Regions from separate parts of the Homo sapiens genome. Here region 2 is linked to region 1. The links are chromatin contacts, found by Hi-C or POLR2A ChIA-PET in ENCODE. All regions are on one chromosome and are shown on one strand. The core of a region is the stretch at or near the end of the contact, and the rest is flanking DNA. Distances in the headings are between cores, read along the strand shown. Region 1 has its middle 52 kb from the start of SSR3. Region 2 holds the start of LINC00881 (long intergenic non-protein coding RNA 881).

The links. A loop is a pair of places that touch in the nucleus more often than their neighbours do. ChIA-PET counts read pairs that join two places held with the same protein, here RNA polymerase II (POLR2A). Pooled maps may share reads with other maps.
Region 2: a loop to region 1 is called in a map of right cardiac atrium, with 4 times the contacts of the local background. The contact joins the promoter of LINC00881 here to the enhancer-like site in region 1. A Hi-C loop is called at or near these places in 4 of 168 maps with a recorded cell type or tissue (A673, chondrocyte, right cardiac atrium and 1 more), 3 of 37 single-sample maps with no recorded cell type and 10 of 50 pooled maps. POLR2A ChIA-PET finds 5 or more read pairs at or near these places in 6 of 52 experiments (A673, AG04449, BJ and 3 more).

What each region holds. Positions count from the first base shown.
Region 1 is chr3:156,603,555-156,610,125 of GRCh38, forward strand. No RefSeq gene overlaps it. Among named protein-coding and RNA genes, the nearest start is that of SSR3, 52 kb to the left of the region's middle. Within about 2 kb of position 2,262, at least 24 of the 41 ENCODE cell types and tissues checked have a DNase peak (open chromatin) inside an H3K27ac peak, as active enhancers do; they include A673 and IMR-90, where a contact is called at or near this core.
Region 2 is chr3:157,085,732-157,092,620 of GRCh38, forward strand. LINC00881 (long intergenic non-protein coding RNA 881) reads left to right here and starts at 4,150. Exons shown (of 3, transcript NR_034008.1): 1 at 4,150-4,391. All of the region lies in intron 3 of LINC00880 (long intergenic non-protein coding RNA 880), which reads right to left. It overlaps LINC02029 (long intergenic non-protein coding RNA 2029), which reads left to right. Exons shown (of 3, transcript NR_135546.1): 2 at 2,128-2,285; 3 at 2,556-2,816. RefSeq lists a silencer at 3,445-3,494 and an enhancer at 4,455-4,554.

The sequences.
Region 1 (6,571 bases), core at 1,012-3,511:
CAGAGTGCTCCCTTCAGTAATTTAAAAGCATCTTTTCCTGATTGTGGCTGCCCATACATGCTGGTAGTTCAGTTGGCAGGATCATTAAGTACTAAATGCTCCACAGGAGAGAACAAGCCCAAAGTGCTCCAGGAGTGCAAAAATGGGAATGCTCAGTGCAGACCTGAGAAGAGAGAGTCCAGAGGTGAGCCCAGAAGAGCCAACCACATTCTGGCAGGATGGGGAGCAGTCTGGCTAGCAGGGCCTCCCAGAAGTTAAGGGACACCAGGGCCACTTCCTTTTTTTTTAAGGGTCCTAGTATATTAAAAAATAAAAGCTGAAGAGGGTGTTAAGATTGTGGTATATTTTGGGTGTTTACAACAATTACAATTACAAATTGAATATATTTATATCCCACTGATATCTTTCCAGGGTTGTTCCACCTCATTGGAGATTACAACCAAAGTCCACATTTGAGGCTACCAGTGAATGGTAGGCCCCAGCTAAACACCTTCCTGGCCGCCACTGCCACACAGTTCACCACCAGTTTGGACCAAACAGTCCAACTGGCAAGGTACATGCTGTCCTTAGAGTTTCTTTCTTACCCTGTAACCTGGAAGGCCCATGTGCCAAGCAGGCCCTTAATAAGTACATGTTGAATAAATGAATAGACCAGTCTTGAAACATCAGCAAGACCATTCTCATCTTGTTCCGTTCCTAAAATGCTTCCCCTTCCCAGGTTGACTCCCCTCAACCACGTATCCTACTCACCCTTGAAGTTCTAGCCAAGCACCATGTTTTCTGTGAAGTCTGTCTGCTGCTGTTATTATACCTACTTTACTCTATATGCTCAAAAGTCCTCCTGTATTTACAGTTAGAACCATGTATAATAGTTTGGCACCCCCACTCCCACCCCAGCCTAGAAAACTCAAGTTCTTTACAGCCAAGGACTATGTCTTACTCTTCTTTTGGATCTATAGTGTAAGGCCTAAAGTTTTTTGTGCTGCCTTGACATCTTTGAGCTTCCTGGAGCCCCCAAAGACTAACTGTGAGTTCTGCTTTTGCCAGATAGGCCCTCCCCAGTGGAAAAGGCTCCTCATCTGGCTAGTTTCCCTATTAGCTAAATGAGCTGCACGCTACCTGGTCTTCAACCTAAGGGGTTCTACTTCCCTGCCAGCCTGTGAAATTATTCAAATAAGCCACTCATCCTCCAGTGGGAACCAGGGGTCACCCCAGCCTGTGTTGCTACAGAACTTGCCTCCCATAGGCCATGCTTGTCCACTCTACTCCTGAGTGCAACCCCAAGTGACGCTGCATGGTGTCCTGTGTCCTCCCCTAGGCTGTGAGCTTATGTGAGTCATAAACTGCCATCAATCTCATCTGTCCAGTGTTGGGTGCTGGATGTTCCACTATCTCATACTATTTAGGGTGGGGAATTCCTCTTTCAATAATGGAGTGAATAGAAGGTGATCAGAACAGTATCCCACACAGAGGTGTCACTCAATAAATTTGTGCTGATTGCATCATCTTCATTTGATGAAGTTCCTAGCCAAGTAGAAGACTGGAAATTAATTAAATATTTGCTGTAGATGACTATAGATTTTTCTACAAATAATCCATTTGAAACATATAGCAACAGCTTCTATTTGCATAATTATGCTTCAAGCAATCTTTTTCTTTACTGTTCACCATACTGTTAACCAATAAAAGCAAAACTGCCTAAGAGCAAATCTGTACTTAATTTCTGTACTACCGATCTGACATTTACATTGCAATTCTTAATAACTAATCGAGGTAAATTGTAACTGTGTCCAATCATGGAAATAAGATTCCAGTATCAGTCAACATTGGGTATAATCAAGAGACTAAAAACAACTGAAAGTGCATTAGAACTCAGACTTTCCCCCCACAATGACCTACTTAATGTATTTCATTGTCTCCCTTTATCTCACTTCTTTGTAAGCAAAATGGCAACACTTGGAGGCACTGAGAGACTTGTCCTAGAATCTGCAATTAGTTTTCTTATTAGTGTTTCAGGGAGAGTTTCATTCGCATTACTGTTATTTTATCACTTGGTTTCCAAGGTCCAAAAGGAAAAAAAAAAAAAAAAGGCCACGTATTTTCCCTTCTGGGGGCTCCTGCTTTTTATCTTAAAGCAGTGGGGGTGGGGGAACATGTACACCAGCAAGCAGTTCTCCTGTCCAGCTTCCAAGTCACACTCATTAGTAACGGGCCTCAGCCCCTCCCAGCACCCGGCCACTTCTCTCCTCTGCTGAGGGCTGGAGAGGGTGGGGACTGGGGCTCTGAGAGGGACCAGGGGATCAGGAAAGCTCAGATCCACGCCTTACCGCTCCTTGACCACACTGGAATGTGATGACTAGCTTTTTTCAGCCTGGGCTCTGCATGACAAAAGTTAGTGGAAAACGGTCATCAAACATTTCCAGCAAGCTTCAGACTTCTCCAAAGGACAGGGCCCTTCTCCAAAGACCGCCTGGCGCCTGGATTAGGCCGCTCCTAGCCTAGCCTCCCTGCTGCTCCTTTTCCCAGAGTGGTCGGTACACAGGACGTGCCGAACGTGCGATTATTAGAAGGCTATTACCAGAAGCAAGGGGATGTGCTCAGGGTGAGGCGCAGGCAAGGAAAAGACATTTCCAAACAACCCAAACAGCTTGCGACTGGGGACAAACCATTTCACCAGGGCGGTGGGGAGCCAGCCGGCCGGCCGGCCGGCCGACCCGGGGTGCGTGTGCCCAGAAGCTGTGCGGGCTCAGTGTGTAGACGCTCTGGCTGCGCAGCGCGCGTGCTCAAGTTCCAAAGCGCTGCACTCCACGGCGGCTGGAAAAGGTGGAAGAAGGACAAAATAAAACGAAATTTCCCCACACATCGCTAAAGGGAGGGGGCAGGCAGGGGGCCAAGCTCTGAAGAAAAGCTCTAAGAGATCTGTGGTGAACGGAGGAGAGACCCAGGGCAGAGGCTGGTGCTGTATTTGTGTCCAAAATTTGCCCGCTTTCCTGCTGTTTGCTGCTGGCTTGGTTGGCCAGAAAAAGTCCCCACAGTTTACCCCTAGATACGGAGGCCTTTCTCAGTACTCCACACACACACATTATCCGGATTTATTTAAATAAGAAAAAAAGTAGAGGGAAAAATATTTTTCATAAATATCTAGTACTAATAGTTTCATGTATAAACTGCCAGTAACTGCATATATACATACATGTATATGTTTTTAAACCAGAACATACCAGAGTTGTGTAATCTATTTTAAAAATAATTTTATTGTGGTAGAAAACTCAGAACTTAAAATTTACCATCTTAACCATTTTTCAGTGTATAGTTCAGGAGTGCTAAGCATATTTACATTGTTGTGCAACAGATCTCTAGGACTTCTCCATCTTGTAAAAGTGAAACCCCGTTCAACGCTAATTCGCTCTCCCCTCTGCCTTAGTAACTGCCTTTCAACTTTCTGTTTAATTTTGACTATTTTAGACTCTATATCTGAGTGGAATCATGCAGTATTTGTACTTTTGTGAATGTTTAGCATAATGTCCTCAAGTTTCATCCGTGTTGTAGCATGTGACAGAATTTCCTTCTCTCTTAAGGCAGCGTAATATTCCATTAGATGTATATACTTTTATACATTTTCTTCATCCATTCATCTGTTGGTAGACATTTGGGTTGCTTTCACCACTTGGCTATTTTGAATAATGCTGTGATAAACCTAGGTGTGCAAATATCTCCTCAAAATCCTGCTTTGAATTCTTTTGGATATATACCCAGAAGTGAGTATATATGCTGGATCATATGGCAATTCTATTTTTAATTTTTTGAGGAACTTCCATACCGTTTTTATAGTGGTTGAACCATTTTACATTCCCACCAACAGTGTGCAAGGATTCCAATTTCTCTGTATTCTTGCCAACATTTGTTATTTTCTGTTTTTCGGATATTGGCCATCCAAATAGGTATGAGGTGGTATGTAATTATGGTTTTGATTTATCTTTCTCTTATGATTAGTGATGTTGTGCATTCTCTTCATATGTTTGTTAGCCACTCGTACATCGTCTTTGGAGAATTATCTATTCAAGTCTTTTGCTTATTTTAAAAATCAGTTTATTTGTGGTTTTGTTATTGAGTTATAGTAGTTCCTTATATATTCTGGATATTAACTTCTTATTAGGTATATAATTTGCAAATATCTTCTCCCATTCCACAGGTTGCCTTTTCACTCTGTTGATTGTTTCCTTTGATGTGCAGAAGTTTTCAGGTTTGATATAGTCCCACTTGTCTACTTTTGCTTTTGTTGCCTGTGCTTGAGGTGTCATAGCCATGAAATCATTGCCAAATTCAGTGTTCTGAAGCATTTCCCTTATGTTTTCTTCTAGGAGTTTCATAGTTATAGGTGTTAAATTTTGTTCTTTAATCTATTTTGAGTTAATTTTTGTATATGGTAGAACGTAAGAATCTAACTTTATTCCTTTGCATGTGGATATACAGTTTTCCCAGCACCACTTTTTGAAGAGACTGTCTTTCCCCAGTTGTATCACACTTATCTTTTCATGTTAAGAAATATATTCAACTTCATAATTTTTAAGGCTGCATAGTATTTCATACAAGCAGATACATCATGATTTACCCAACCAGTCTTCTATTATTGAATAGCATAGATATGTTCAATTGTTTCTGGATCATAAAATAAAATTTCCTTCTCTATGTATTTGGCTTCTAGAGTTGTCACTTTAGCCAGGCTTTTTGAAGTTTCCATATTCTTTCCAGCACTGCTGCTCACGAACTGCCACCTCCACGCCCTTACAAATGCTACTTTTTTACTGCTAAGAATTTTATCATACTCCATACAAACATTATGCAGAAATTCAGTATTCTTTTCATTGTGGTAAGAAAGTGCAGCTGGGAGTCAGGAAATGTGGGTCCTAAACTGAGCTCTAGCGTTGTGGTAAGAAAAGCACAGTGTAACAGGTATGGGCTGAATTGTGTCACAACAAAGTTCATAAATTGAATCCCTAACTCCCAGTGCCTCACAATGTGACAGTATTTGGAGATAAAGCCTTTAAAAAGTGATTGAGTTAAAATGAAGCCATTGGGGTGGGGCCAAATTCAATCTTACTGGTGTCCTTATAAGAAGAGGAAATTTTGACACACAGAAAAAGTCCGGGGACTTGTGCACACAGAGGAGAGACCATGTGAAAACATAGCCAGAAGTTTGCTATCTGCAAGCTAAGGCAAGAGGACTCAAAAGAAACCAAACCTGCTGCACCTTGATCTTGGACTTCGAGTCTCCGGAACTGTCAGAAAATACAGTTTTGCTGTCTAAGCCACCCAGTTTGTGGTGCTTTGTAAAAGCAGCCCTGGCAAATGAATACAGCAATGCTTGAGTAAATTACTTGAATCTGTGGGCTTCAGATTCTTTCAAACAAACTACAGGATGAGATTATGAGATCTGGACTATTCTTAAAGATGTGATTTATTTTAATGGGGTTGCACTAAAGAGAACACTAGCACACATAACCGAAAGTATAGAGAAAGGACAGACTTCAGGGTTGATTCTGTGGATTAATCTTTCAAAGGCCCGGGTGTTTGTTTGTTTGTTTGTTTGCCTCTTTGCTCTGCACACCACAGTGTGGACTTTTTCCTAAGTCTAGGTATCTTTACGACGTGGAGATAGATGACTGCCAGCAGCAATAAGGGCAAAATCCTTTCTTATTTACATCTAAAAGAGGCCAGCACACTTCTACTCATATTTCATGAGTCTGAATGGCTTAAACATGTCCATTTCCAACTCACTCACTCATTTAGAATTAAAGGTACTGTGAAAGGCTTGGAGCAATAATCTGGCTGGAAAGGACATAGAGAGGCAATAGTCACGTCCACTAACGCTAGGAACAAATCATTTAATTTCTGGTTAGCTGTGATTTCTATGTAATCATCATGCATACTCATGAAAGTGAGATCATAATCTACAAATATATTTCAAATATAACATTTTAAGAATACGAACCTTAACAGTTAATATATTGAGTATATTTTGTAGAGATATTTAACTAAATATTTAATGATTTTTGATATCATTGTTTCCTTTGTGCAGTTAGAAACCAATATATTATTTTCAGGTCTTAAGTATTCAGGCCCTGAAAAGCTCTTAGACTTTAGGCATTGTGTGCAATGAATGAAAAAGCCCTAGAGGCAAGACTGAAATGTGATGGTAATTAAGAAAATCCAAAATGTGATAAACTATTTTGTTCTTTGCTAGAAGAAAAACTATGTTAATGGGAGAAACAAAGTCCCTCTGGAAGCTGAGAAAGGGGAAACAAAACTTGTAACAATTTTCAATGTGTATCCAGCACCATCCACTGAAATAAATTTTGACTAAAAAAATCCAAGAAGTTGTGGGCAGGCACTACTAGAAACCCCTTTTCCGTACTGATATATCCTTGCAGCTATGTGTCCAGCAAAACAAAAACAAAAGCCAACAAAAAAGCAACAAATAACAATAGCAACAATACAACAGGAAAAACAGAAAGAACTGTATTTTTCACTTTTGCAAACCCGGGTATCATTTGACATAATACTAGCCAAT
Region 2 (6,889 bases), core at 2,900-5,399, 480 kb after region 1:
TTTCTATTGCTGCATAGCAAATGACCCCAAAACTGAGACGCTTAAAACAGTCAACATGTGTTATCGTATAGTTTTCATGGGTCAGGAACACAGTTGTAACTTAGCAGTCCTCTGGCTCAGGGTCTCACAGGCTGTAATCAAGGTGTCAGCCAGGACCAAAGGCAACTCAAAGTTCTACCAAAGGAGGGTGAACTTCCAGGTTCACTCCTGTGGCTGCTGGCTGGAGACATCAGTTCCTTGCCACATAGGCCTCTCCACGGGGCAGGTCCCAACATGGCAGTTGGCTTAGAGAGAGACTTTTTGTAACCCAATCTTGGAAGTGACATCCCATCACTTTTGCTGTATTCAATTTGTTTAAAGCCAAGCACCAGGTCCATCCAGCCCACGCTGAAGAAGAGGTTACATGAGACAGAGAATACCAGGAAGTGATGATTACTGGGGGCTGTTTTAGAGGCTGCCTACGGCATATACCAAGAGCTATTTATGGCCTCATTGCAGCATTATCCCACTCTGCATAAATTATAGAGAAAGACATATAATTTTATTGCATATTAGTTTTTGTTGATGGGTACATTCTGGTCCCTAGGAGCCCTGAAGAACAATGTGCTTCATTTCACAGCTCTCCCTAAGGATTTTATACAACCCACTTGGCACTCACACTGTTATTATTAAATGGATTCAGCCAAAAGCTGCCTGTGGGGGTAGAGATCGGTGGGAAGGTAGGGCGGCAGAGAAAGGAAGTGCTCAGGACCCCAAATTGAATAAAGAAAAAGGTCACACGCCAACTGCAAGTTAGAAATGAATCTGAGTGAAAGTAAGTATCCTGGTTGACAGCTCACACATGATGCCAACTTGCCACAGCTTGGCAGCGCCTTTGGTTTTCCCACATGCAACTGAAAATAGCTAGCATTCATCCTGAGAGAGTGCTACTAAAATAAGTAACTACTTGGAGCTATACCTCACTGCTCATTCAAGCTGGAAGCTGTGTGCAATTATTTTGCTGAAATTAGATACAAATTAAGTTGCCACTTCCGGAACTCTTTCTCCTGTGCTATATTACAAAAAAGAAAGTGATTTTTGAACTCGGATAGCTTAGATGTTGCTTCTTAAAAATAAATGTAATCTCTTGACAGAATATCTAAAAAGACAGATTATTGATTTTAATCTCTCAGGAGACCTAACCTCTTCACGATCCAGGTTTCCTGATTTTCAGACCTGAGTTAAGTTGCTATGGATACAGAGTGACAGGCCAGTGAAGGAAACTGGGGACAGGGAGTGGCCTGCCCACAGGTGAGATATACTGTCTTTAAGCTTGTTAGGGATAGAAAAGGGGGCTAGCCTAGAATTGTCCTCTGGGACATAAGGTAATGGTCCTGCTCCCACTTTTTAAACAGTGGTTTGAAAGTTTTCTCAGGGTGTGCATACATTTGGACGTACAAGTTCTGCTACGTTTTAAAAAGCAAAACAGAATAAACAAACATATATGAAAACAAACAATAATAATGATAATCTGGGGCTTTCCTCAAACTTGGCTGGAAGTTACTGGCACACAAATAGTAGAGGTGTTTGGGGGTTTTCTGCTATGAAGGAGTCCTTGATTTGTACTATCTCAATAAAGCAACCTTCTTTTGACCTGCCTTTGGAAGAAGTAGGTGAATTTCTAAGAGCCCAGCTGTGCTGGACCCTAGGAGGCTGTCAAGACTCCCAGGGTAGGAATGTTCCTCCACAACTTTGAATTTCAATTTCCCTTTACAAAAGGCAAAATTTGTTTTATTCCCCATTGTTGGAGACATTAGTCATGGATGAAACAAATTTAAAACTCCCCCTATGCCCTGCTTCTTGCCCACCCCACACATTCCCACTCTATATCCTCATTCCAATCTAGTGAATCTTAGAAATGACACATTGAATGAAGAGCTTTGCAGGTAACCTTCCCTTCCTAATGAAGTTTCCTTTTTGCGGGGTTTTGGTGTGTGTGTGTGTGTGTGTTTGTAGTTCCATAATTCTCAAATGAAAAATTGCTAAAAGGTCATCTATACAAATCCTTAAGATGGTGAACCTCTACAACCTTACTTTAATTTTAGGAGATATTTCATTTCATGCCTTAAGTTTTGCAATTATTTTCAGTGTCTCCTTTTCCAGACTTCTTAGAGGACTTGGAAAGAAAATGAAATGACGTTGAACGAAATCAAAGTAAATTGAGTGATCTGAAACGATTTGATGTCAGCAAGAATTCCCCATACAGCTCACAGCCCTACCCCGAGCACGCCTCCCTCTTGGGTATGGTGAGTTCAGCTCCAAATTTATTCTGACAAGAAAGCACAGGCAATGGCTTCAGTGGGTCTAAATCAGGTGAAAATTCAAAGCAATCACCCTTCCTGGACAATCTTCTGCTTTCTCAGTGCTTATCATGGTCTGAAAATTCCTATTTAAAGAAGCAGAGCTTTCTTTTAAGTCCTAACAGAACAAAGTCACACTCAACAGTGCACAGGCACACGCCGGGATCGAGAATGCATTTTTGGCAAAAAGTCTCCTCTTTTCTCTGTCTCCTCCAGCTCTCTGCAGGCCCAAACCTTGCAGAAGCCATTCCATGTTTCCTGAGCAGGAAAAGACAAACTCAGACCGACAACCTTGGACTTCAAAAGACTGCACACAAGGGGAGGAAGGACTGAGAGTACCAAGGCGTGAGAATTCAGAATGCTGCTATCTCATTTATTTTTACCATTTAGGAAACGTTTTGATCTGCATTCCTTTTCCCTTCCCTGATTTCAAAAAATAAAAATAAAAATGCTTCGGTTCTGAGGAGTAACTCTCCAGATGGAAGGGGAAGATCAGGGGATGAATGGGGGAGGGCTGCTTGCGTCCTCTCCCCTGCCACACACACGCTCTCTGTTTCAGCCAGTGTAAAAATAGCCGCCCAGGTTTATGTATTCATCCCTAAGCTGCAATGAAGCGCCTGCCTCCCGGCCAGAGTCCGCTGCCTTTTAGTAGCTTATAACATCAGGTGACGCCTCCAGCCCTCCCATTCCCCGCCCCAGCCCGGATAAACGTCCTCCGTGACCTTAGAAGTTTTCAGTTTAATCAGCGGTATCGTTTTTGAGAGGAAAATCCTCCCAGCTTTGCGGGCTGGCAGGGCTCTGGGGCCCTCCCCTGCCTCCCAGCCCAGGCCGCAGAGCGAGAGCGTTTCCATCTGTGCTGCGAGCGGGAAGAGCCTCTCTGTGCTCCCCGGCACGTCCAGCGCGCGGGCGGGAACACGCTCTCCTGTGGGGGGCAGCTTTCCCAGGGACCTTGCCTAACGAGGGCCAGGCGGCTCCCCCGTGGGCCCCGAATGGCTCCTGGCAGGCAGACCCCTATCCCTGTCGAGAGCACTGATTTCCCCAGCGTCGGGGGAGGCAGCCGCGCCCTCCTGGAGCGAGGCAATCCAGCGGTCAGGCGGCGGCGAGGGCCTGCGCGTGCGCAGAAAAGAGCTGCCTCCGCGCCAGGCAAGGGGCGCGAGGGCGGAGGATGGAGGGCGAGGGCGCATGCGTCAGCCGTGCCGCTGGGGCCGCGTAGGAGAGCTGAGCTGCTGGGTCCTGCCGTCAGTGCAGTTTCTTGGCAGCACGTTGGGGACACTGCGCCATGAGAACAGAGCCACAGAATGTTAAAGGCACAGCCTCCTTCGAGGGCATTTGCATAATGCCTCCCGTTTACAGATGAGGAAATTGAGGCCCAAAGAGGTGATGGGAAAGGCCCAAAGCTGCATTTCTGGCTTCTGGCAGCTGGGACCAGATCCAGCTCGTATTGACATGGTTTAAGCACTTCTTCAATGAGCACTTATCAAAAGCCTAGATACTGTGTACTCAGTGTCTTGAGTGGCAGCGAAAGATAACCACGAATACGTCAGAAGCAGTGTAGCCACGGCTGCCCTGGATTTGGGCATAGAATCAGACAGACCTGGGTTTGATATGATGATTTCCAGAACCACACTACTAGTTGGATGGCCTTAGTGAAGCAGTTAACCGCTCCATGCCCTAGCTTTCTGGTCTGCAAAACGGAGATAAAAATAGGCTAGGGTCGTGGGATTTAAATGAGATAAGGTGCACATTGTTTAGCACAGTGCCTGCGCATGGAAGGCTCTCAAATAAATATTCGTGCAATGTTTTGAGAAGTAGAAAGTGCTAGGCACGTAGGCGTTCAGGAGACAGTCACGGTACTCGTTTCCAGACAGAAGTCATGAGGAACAAGAGGGAAGGTGCTTTCCCGTGTGCAGCGCTTGGGGAGACTCACACAGACAGAGGATCTGGCATGACAGGGAAAGGAGGAAATGGCTTCTGTTAATCTCTCCTTCAGCTTCTCCCGCCCTTCCCATGCACTCTTCCTGTTTCCCTTTCCAGTTCTCACGGTGACTCAAGGTAGGTGGCTGCAGAGAGACATTGGGACCTCTTACCAGGGAAAATATGTTCTGTAATCTGGCATAATTTAAGTTTTAAGTCCCATTTTATCATAGGGGTTCCCCTCCCCTTTACCTAGGTGTGATAGGCACAAGAAAAAGGAATGGAGTTAAGTGGATAAGTGACTAAGGTGTCACATTGGAGTAGTGTGGATCATAGATCTCAGAGCTGAAGATCATCTAGGTGGACTCCCTCATATTAAAGAAGAAGCAGTGAAAAACTGTGAAAGGCAAAATGACATCAAGTTTCAGACTCAAGTTGGAGCCATGGTGTTCTGTAGCACCATAGTTCATTCATCCACTCATACACACTACTCTGGGTGGATATCTGATATACTGCCAGGTACAAGGTTCTGCCTCAGTAGGCAGGGAAAGGGGAAAGGAAATAGAAATCCGGGAGGATTCTCGGGTTCTTTGTGCAGCTTCATGGATGTTGATACCATTTACTGTGATTGCAAGTAGAGGAACAGAAATGGACCTGAGAGGAAGATGGCATGTTTTGAACATGGGTTTGAGGTGGCTGTAGGACATCCAGGTGGAGACCTCCAGGAAGAGTTAGGAACATGAGTTCCAAGCACAGGAGAGAGGCCTGGAGGTGCCCACTGGGGAACAGTCAACTTAAAGATGGTCACTGAAGCCAAGGCAGGGCTGGGATGGCCCAGAAGAGCAGGCAGAATGAAAAGACTATGAAAGCATGAAACCCAAACCTGACAGATACCAGATCCTAAGGATCAAATAAGAGATCCTGAGGAACAGATGGAGAAATGGAAAGAAAACCAGAAAAAAGTGGCATCAAGCAGTTCACATCAAGACTCTCCAGGTTGAAGACGTAGTCAGGAGTGGGAAATGCCACCGAGATGTGAAGCAAATGAGCACCGGAATATGTCTGTTGTATTTGACAATGAGGAAGTCATTGATTACTTGTGAGACATTGGTTTTAGTGGGGATGTGAGGGCAGAAACAAAATCACACTAGGTTAGAAGCAAAATGGAGTCAAAGAAGAGAAGAGGCAGGGGTAGTGGGTATAAACCACTGCTTCAAGAGAGTTGGTTAGGCAGGGAGGGGGAAGTTACAGCTAAAAGGGGAGGCAGGGAGAGTTTCCTTTATTCATTGTCGTTTTGTTTTATTTGTTGTGTTTTGTTTTTGCAACTATGGGAAACTGGAACGAGCTTATAGGAAAGGGGAAGCAGGAGGGGTCAGCAAGGAGAAATAACTTGGAGTCTCAGTACAACCCCCAGCACCACCACAGGGTGAGTGACAGAAGAGGGGATTCTGGCCCCAGATAACCCAAAGGAAGGGATCCTCTTCCTTGGTTATTTTTTTTCTACCACTGGAAAGGAAGAAACGTACATGGGAGGTTTAGAAATGGACTTGGGGAGCTCTTTAAGCAAGGTTTATCTGTGTCAGGATCTAACCCTGGCAGTAATCTTACCATCAAATGCATTTAATCAGACCCATTTGCATGTGGAGCTGTGCCCAGTGCTATTCAAATAATGTGAAATGGATACTGTTATTACCATGTCAGTCAGGACTATGGGTAGCAAGTGACTGAAACCCAGCTCTAACCACGGGATCCATGGGTTTGCTAAAAACTGGGTAGACTGGCTTTAGGCCCAGTTAGATTTCAGGTGCTTTAAAGGTGTTGTCATGTATGATAGGCATAATGTTTTGAAATTATCAATGTAGTTTTCTCTTTTGCCTTTCAAAGCATATGAACTTAGTCTACTCTAGGCATTTATCTGCCTAGGAAGAAATGAAAGTTCTTTCCAGAAAGTATGCAAAGAGAAAGAAAACATAACACTCAGCTTCTGGCATTCAAAAATAAATTTTGTAGCAAGGCAATAGCCATGTAATTCAAGCCCTTACCTTGAGAAAATATCCTGTACATTCCATTACCTTCCTCTTCAGAGGGTCAAGAACTGAGCTTGGTAGACTAAACCTTAGGGTTTTATATTCGAAAGGTCTAGACCAGGAGAAAGTGGGGATTATCAGAGGACAGAAGTAGCAGAATAAACAAGAGGCCTGAGTGGAGAGATTGTATTGGAAAAGTAAAGCTTAACCACAAAGGCAGAGGGAGATCGTTCCCCCACGCCCCCTCCAGAATTATGAGAGGAAGAGCCCAGTGTTGGTCGGGTAGCAGCAGGCCCTGCTATGGACTTTTCAAGCTCTGTCAGGTCCCTGGGAAGGCTAGATTCTACCCAGACATAGCAGAAAGCCTGTAGCCAGCTTGCCAGAGGTGATCATTGTAGTGAGGTGACTCAGTGGTTTGGGCTGCCGAGGAGACCCCTGGGACCAGGGTTGATAGGAAGTCATGGACAGAAGTCGGAGTCTGTAGCAGCAGGAAAAGCAGAGAAGGAGCTAAGCCAGTCAGGAAACACCTTTGGGAGCACTGCTTCAGATCACCTCAGATGGACACAAGCTCCCCATCCACAGACCCCCACATCAGAGGCTTGCAGTGCA